Regions from separate parts of the Homo sapiens genome. Here region 2 is linked to region 1. A link is a contact called in ENCODE Hi-C or POLR2A ChIA-PET data. All regions are on one chromosome and are shown on one strand. Each heading gives the region's core, a stretch centred on a gene start or an enhancer-like site at or near the end of the contact. The rest is flanking DNA. Distances are from core to core; before and after follow the strand shown. Region 1 overlaps ST3GAL2 (ST3 beta-galactoside alpha-2,3-sialyltransferase 2). Region 2 holds the start of ZNF821 (zinc finger protein 821).

Region 1 (2,722 bases), core at 188-2,687:
CCAATCTGCGCTGCGGTCGGGCGGAGCTTCTGTTTCTCCCAGCCAATCATGTGACTCAAGGAAAACTTCCGGCGCTGTGTCCAGTCTCCTCCAATCAATGGCCTTCGGGGGCGGGCCAGCGGCCGCTCAATCCCCACTCCCTCATGCTTTGGGTTAGGGTTTTCTTTCACGCTTTCTGAGGAGGAGAGCATGGCGCGGGCCTCGGCGAAGCACTTCCGTCAGCCTCGGGCGGAGGATCGTCTTAGTAGCTGGCCAGACCTGGAGGAGAGCGGGCGGTCTTTGCGGGCCTCAGGAGATAGGTGGCCGCCCGGCCCCTTTCCCCGCCTGCCCGGATAGGTGCGTGCAGACCCACCAAAGAAAAGCGGTCGCTGCGGGACCCCCAGTCCCACCTCGGCCGCGCTGTGGGATGGCTGCGCCCCCAGGGCTTCCTGCGTCTCCAGGAAGCCGGGAGTGGCGCCCTCTGCGGGGTGGGGTGCTCCCGGGCCGAACTCCGGACAGGTGGAGGGGACAGGGCAGAGCTCGAGGAAGCCCTGTCCCCTTCAGTGCAAGGTGCTGTCACTCACGTGTGCCCTCGACCCTCCCGTTCACCCGCAGCCTTCTCAGCGCCTCTCCCTGGGCCGGAGGCCTCCTCACCAGCCTACCTGTTGCTCTGGAAAAAAATCCCGTCCCCCGACTCCGTCCCTACCCCCAGTCTTCGGCCGGCTCTGGCCCCTGGGGAGGGGGCTGCACGGCGGAAGGAGGCTGGCTATGGGCCCGGCTGCCCGCTGCATGTACCTCCTCCTCCACCCATCGCCTCTTGCCTGGGGGTAACTTTGCCTGGGGCTCATTCTTTGGTTAAGCTGAAGCTGCCGTGGGTGGCCAAACCGCAGATTCTTTGCAAATTCTGAGCTGGCAGAGCTCGCAGCCGGGAGCCGGCCGGGGAAGAGGAGACTTGCGCGCCGCAAGCCGCCTGCCTCCACCCTGCTCTCCATCTCCCGCTCTAGAAGGGCTGGGAAGCTCGCGGCCGGGGTTCCACCTGGAAGCTGCTTGCATGGCTGAACCCAGCTTAGGTCCCTGACGGGGCTGCTGGTGGAATTCTCCCCCTTCGAAGCTGGGGAGGTTTAGGAGGGGGAAGGCTTCTGTGAAGCTCTCAAACCACTAATAGAGCCCCCTCCCCAACAGTGACGGCGCAGATGCTCCCCCTTTTCTTAGTTGACACCACCAGGCAGCTTCCTGGCCGTTGGTAGGTTCCTGCAGCTGGCTGAGGGAACAGGGACCGGCAGGGGACTTTGTTAGGGGAGGGTTGGGATGGGCAGTGGGCCCCTGAAAGTTAATATATTGGAACCTAGCTCGAGTGTCGTTCTTTCCAATTCCGAAAGTAGAAAGAGTAAAAATAGGGGTGATTGGGGTGGGGTTAGTAGAATGCCTCTCTCAGGGCGCTCCCCCCTCCCCCACCGTTTTAGAGAGCTAGGCCTCAGCCAGTCTTGCCACTCCCATCTCAGTGCTTCCTGAAGAGGCTGTTTTGAGTGTTGATGAAAAGCAATGCAATTATGCCAAACAGTATTGAGCAGAATAATTTATTTCTTTTTTTTCTTTTGCTTTAAATCATGAATCCCGCCAGGTACGGTGGCTCACACCTGTCATCCCAGCACTTTGGGAGGCCAAGGCGGGCGGATTACTTAATACTTAAGGTCAGGAGTTCGAGACCAGCCTGGCCAATATGGTGAAACCTCGTCTCTACCAAAAAAAAAAAAAAATACAAAAATTAGCCAGGCGCAGTGGTGCGCACCTGTAATCCCAGCTACTTGGAAGGCTGAGGCAGGAGAATCCCTTGAACCGAGGAGGCGAAGGTTGCAGTGAGCCGAGATTGTGCCACTGCACTCCAGCCTGGGCGACAGAGCAAGACCCTGTCTCAAAAAAATTAAATCATGAATCCCCATCCTGGAAGAGGTAGGTCCCAGCATCCAGCCAGATTTTCTGCAATAGTAATTTAAACACACTTTTTTATTTCCTTCCCTTTCTGAATTAAAAGGAACAAAAAACTGTCTAGTCCTTCATTGTTCTGAAATGGGCATGATGGAAGAAGGCGGGTCTGGTAGGATAGCTGTGACTGATAATGGCTGAGAACGTTGGGGGATATGGGAGGGGCGAGATGACTCCCAGATACCCTCCCCCACCTATACAGGAGGCACCTCATTCCTGGACTCTGCGCTCCAAGACACTGAAATCTGAGCGGGTACAAGCATTTTGGTTAAAAATCAGCTCGTTGTCGCCTCTTGAGTTTCCTCCAGGAGAGGAGTTCATTGGAGAGGATTCCTGGTAGCAGCTCCTCGCAGTGGCTGTCCTGTAACCACTTTGGCCTCTGTCAACATGATGTCTCCAGGTATCCATCAGGCTCCGATACATTTGGGTGGCCACAGGCTGGGCTGTCCCCACCTCTCAGGGAAGTGCATCTAAGTCAGGTTTTCCCCTCTGGCACAGCCCTGCCTCCACAGCCCAATTTCCACCATGCCACAGGCAACCCGCATTTTTATTTATTTAATTTATTTATTTATTGAGACAGAGTCTTGTTCTGTTACCCAGGCTGGAGTGCAATGGCCCGATGTCGGCTCATCCCAACCTCCACCTCCTGGGTTCAAGCGATTCTTCTGCCTCAGGAGAGTAGGGAGTAGCTGGGATTACAGGCATGCACCACCACTCCCGGATAATTTTATATTTTTAGTAGAGACGGGTTTTCTCCATG
Region 2 (2,904 bases), core at 278-2,777, 1.5 Mb before region 1:
AGGACCAAGATCCCTCAATGTAATCATTCTATTACATTGAACACAAGATGCAGACAATGAGATCATCTCATAAAAGATTTAGGGGAAAGACAATTTGCAAGAATGTTCTATGCAAATACCAGGACTTGTCACTTTATCAGCAAATGACAGCATCCTCGTTAGCCCTGCCTTTGTGCAGCCAGTAATCACGAAAAACATTTGCATGATGCTTTTAGCCATTTGTTTTACTTAACTGGCACAACAACCCTCGGAGAGTAAAGGCCAGGAATTATTGCATCATTATCCATTTGACATCTTAGGAAGCAGAGGCTCAGAACAGGGAAGTGACTTGCCCAAAGTCAACAGGCTGGTGGGTGGCAGAGCTGGGGCTCAAAGCCAGATCTTCTAATACCAGATCTCATCTTCTTTCCTCTGCATTCCCTGCTTCTCCAGGTAAGCGATGCCAGGGCAGGCTCAGGCATTCTAGAAGAGAGGAAGAAAAGAAGGCAACAGGAACTAGGAGAGAGAAGGACGTGGACAGGAGGAGGTGTTTGACTAGAAGTGCGTCCAACCAGGCCGGGCACAGTGGCTTACGCCTGTAATCCCAGCACTTTGAGAGGCCGAGGCGGGAGGATCACCTGAGGTCAGGAGTTCGGGACCAGCCTGGCCAACATGGTGAAACCCCGTCTACTAAAAATACAAAAATTAGCTGGGCGTGGTGGTGCACGCCTGTAGTCCCAGCTACTCGGGAGGCTGAAGCACGAGAATCGCTTGAACCTGGGAGGCGCAGGTTGCAGTGAGCGAAGATCGCGCCATTGCATTGCAGCCTGGGTGACAGAGCGAGACTCTGTCTCAAAAAAAAAAAAAAAAAAAAGGTCCAACGGCTCTCCATTGCCCCCAAACATCCCTCAAGTGACAACAGTGCCACAAGTTCCCCTGCCCCTGGGTCTGCAGCCAATGTTATTTTATCAGTTGAGAATCATGTCAGAAAATTAAATACTCAAAAGAAATCTCAAGATTTCCCAGCTCTGAGGTTCTGACAGCTGAACTTGGCCCCTCCCACCAAGGCCCGTGGTCACATTCAAAGCCTCGGGAGCCGAAGCCACCGCGAAGCGTGGGGGAATGAGGCGAAGAGGGTTTGTGACGGTGGTGGGGATCCGGGCTAAGGAGAGGGGGTGCCTGCGGCGGAGCTGTGGTTGGGGGTTGTGGGTTTTGTGGCTGAACTCGATGGTGGGGTAAGAAACCAGGATCGGGGCTGGGTAGGGTGGCGTTTACACGTCCAGGAAGGTCTGGGGGAGCTGAGCGGCTGAGACAGCCAGAGAAAGACCCGGGAATGGGCGAGGCGGGGGGTTCCGGAGCCCTGGAACGCGGGCGAGCCCCTCTCGGGCGCCCGGGATTGGGCGCTCCCCGGAGCCCCTCCTCTCCAGAGCCCCTCTCCTCAGGCCCCGCCCACAACGCCAGGCGCGCGCCGGGCCGCGGGGAAGGGGACCTGGCCGGCGCGGGGGAGGGGGAGAGGGAGGCTCGTGCACGCGCCTCACTAGCTGCGGGTGCGCGAGCCGCGCGCTCCCGCCGCCCGCGTCGCCATCTTTTTCCCCCTCCGTCTGTCTGTCTGCTGTTGGCTTTGTCCGTCTGCAGCGCCGCCCCTCGGCTCCCCGCCACCGGCTCGGCTCGGCCCGGAGCCCCTTCCGCTCGCCGGGGCCCAGTCCCGGAGCGCCCCGGCCCGGCTGGCTTGGGCTGCGGTCCCGGGTCCATTGTCCGGCGGTCCGTCTGTCCGGAGGCGGGGCCCAGGGACCCAGAGCGCAGCGCAGCGCCGAGGCGCCGGGTAAAAAGACCCCCTGCCCTCCCTCCGGGTCCGGGCTGGGGATGCGGGCTCCTCGCCCCCTCGCGGCCGCCGGCTGTTGGTCCTTTTGTCTGCACTGGGGAGAGGGCCGGGGGCCAGCTCCGGCCTAGGGGGGCAGCCCGGGCTCACCCTCCCCGCTTCCAACCCCAATTCCTCCCCGGCCGCTCCTCCTGCTGCCCCTTGGCGCTCTCGGGCGCGGGGCGCGGGGTGCGGGGCCGGGGGGCTTTTGCGCGGGCCGCGGGCACCCCGCCTCCTCGGGCCCCGGCGGGGACGGCCCCGGCGTCTGACAGCCTTGGGTGGAGCTGGGGGAGGGGAGGATGGGCGTGGGCGTGCAGACCGGGGGGTATCAGTCCCCGCGTCTGGGTCTCGCAGAAAAGCTTCTAAATTTAGATTTCGGAGATTGTGTTGTCTAAGGGTTTGTCTGAGCCGCCTCGGAAGACCTCCGGCTCTTGTCAGGCTCTTGTCTGGTAATTCCTGGGAATTTACCTGGGCTCATGCTTGAAGAAGCAGAGGGACCATCTCGGCTGATTAGACACGCCCCAGACCCAACCCCAGGGGTCAGGTGAACAGCCAGGCGGCTAAGTGACCAGCTTTCTTGTCCTCTCCTTTTTGGCAGATACAGATCACTTGGATTCAGTCGAGTTTGCTTTGCTCCGTGGGAACTGCACCAGAGCTGGAGGTGGGAACGCACTCTCTTTTCATCAAGCTGAGATTTCACTCGTTTTTTTTCTTGCCAAAGTCTGTGGTGTGCCCTAGACGCTGCAACCTAATACCTGTGGGAGAGCAGAGACAGTGTTCAGGGGAGACGTTGCACCTTCCCGAGGACTCTTAACCTTGCTCTGAAGACAGACAGAACTGCTTTCCTTTTAAAATGGAATCCCTTTAGACCTGAATCTCACCGTTTACCTGTCTTCCCAGCCCATGTTCAGGCAGCTATCTATTTACATTTTTGGTTTGGTTTGGTTTCAGGTTTTGGCTTGGAAATTGAGGCAGTGTTAAAAGTAAAACAAAATGAGTGACCTTTAGGGCTGTATGTCTCTGGGTTTTATTAGCTTTAACTGCCTATAAAACAAGTCATCTGGCCT

What was found. Hi-C counts contacts between places; a loop is a spot of excess contacts on that map. ChIA-PET counts read pairs that join two places held with the same protein, here RNA polymerase II (POLR2A). Pooled maps may share reads with other maps.
Region 2: a loop to region 1 is called in a pooled map, with 12 times the contacts of the local background. The contact joins the promoter of ZNF821 here to the enhancer-like site in region 1. A Hi-C loop is called at or near these places in 1 of 168 maps with a recorded cell type or tissue (CD4-positive, alpha-beta memory T cell) and 5 of 50 pooled maps. POLR2A ChIA-PET finds 5 or more read pairs at or near these places in 1 of 52 experiments (activated CD8-positive, alpha-beta memory T cell).

What each region holds. Positions count from the first base shown.
Region 1 is chr16:70,378,811-70,381,532 of GRCh38, reverse strand. ST3GAL2 (ST3 beta-galactoside alpha-2,3-sialyltransferase 2) reads left to right here. Exons shown (of 7, transcript NM_006927.4): 7 at 1-2,722. Among named protein-coding and RNA genes, the nearest start is that of DDX19A, 33 kb to the right of the region's middle. RefSeq lists enhancers at 12-71, 102-271. Within about 2 kb of position 1,437, at least 39 of the 41 ENCODE cell types and tissues checked have a DNase peak (open chromatin) inside an H3K27ac peak, as active enhancers do.
Region 2 is chr16:71,882,805-71,885,708 of GRCh38, reverse strand. It overlaps ZNF821 (zinc finger protein 821), which reads left to right and starts at 1,527. Exons shown (of 8, transcript NM_001201552.2): 1 at 1,527-1,801; 2 at 2,436-2,498. RefSeq lists enhancers at 161-661, 2,502-2,701 and silencers at 1,242-2,001, 2,022-2,141.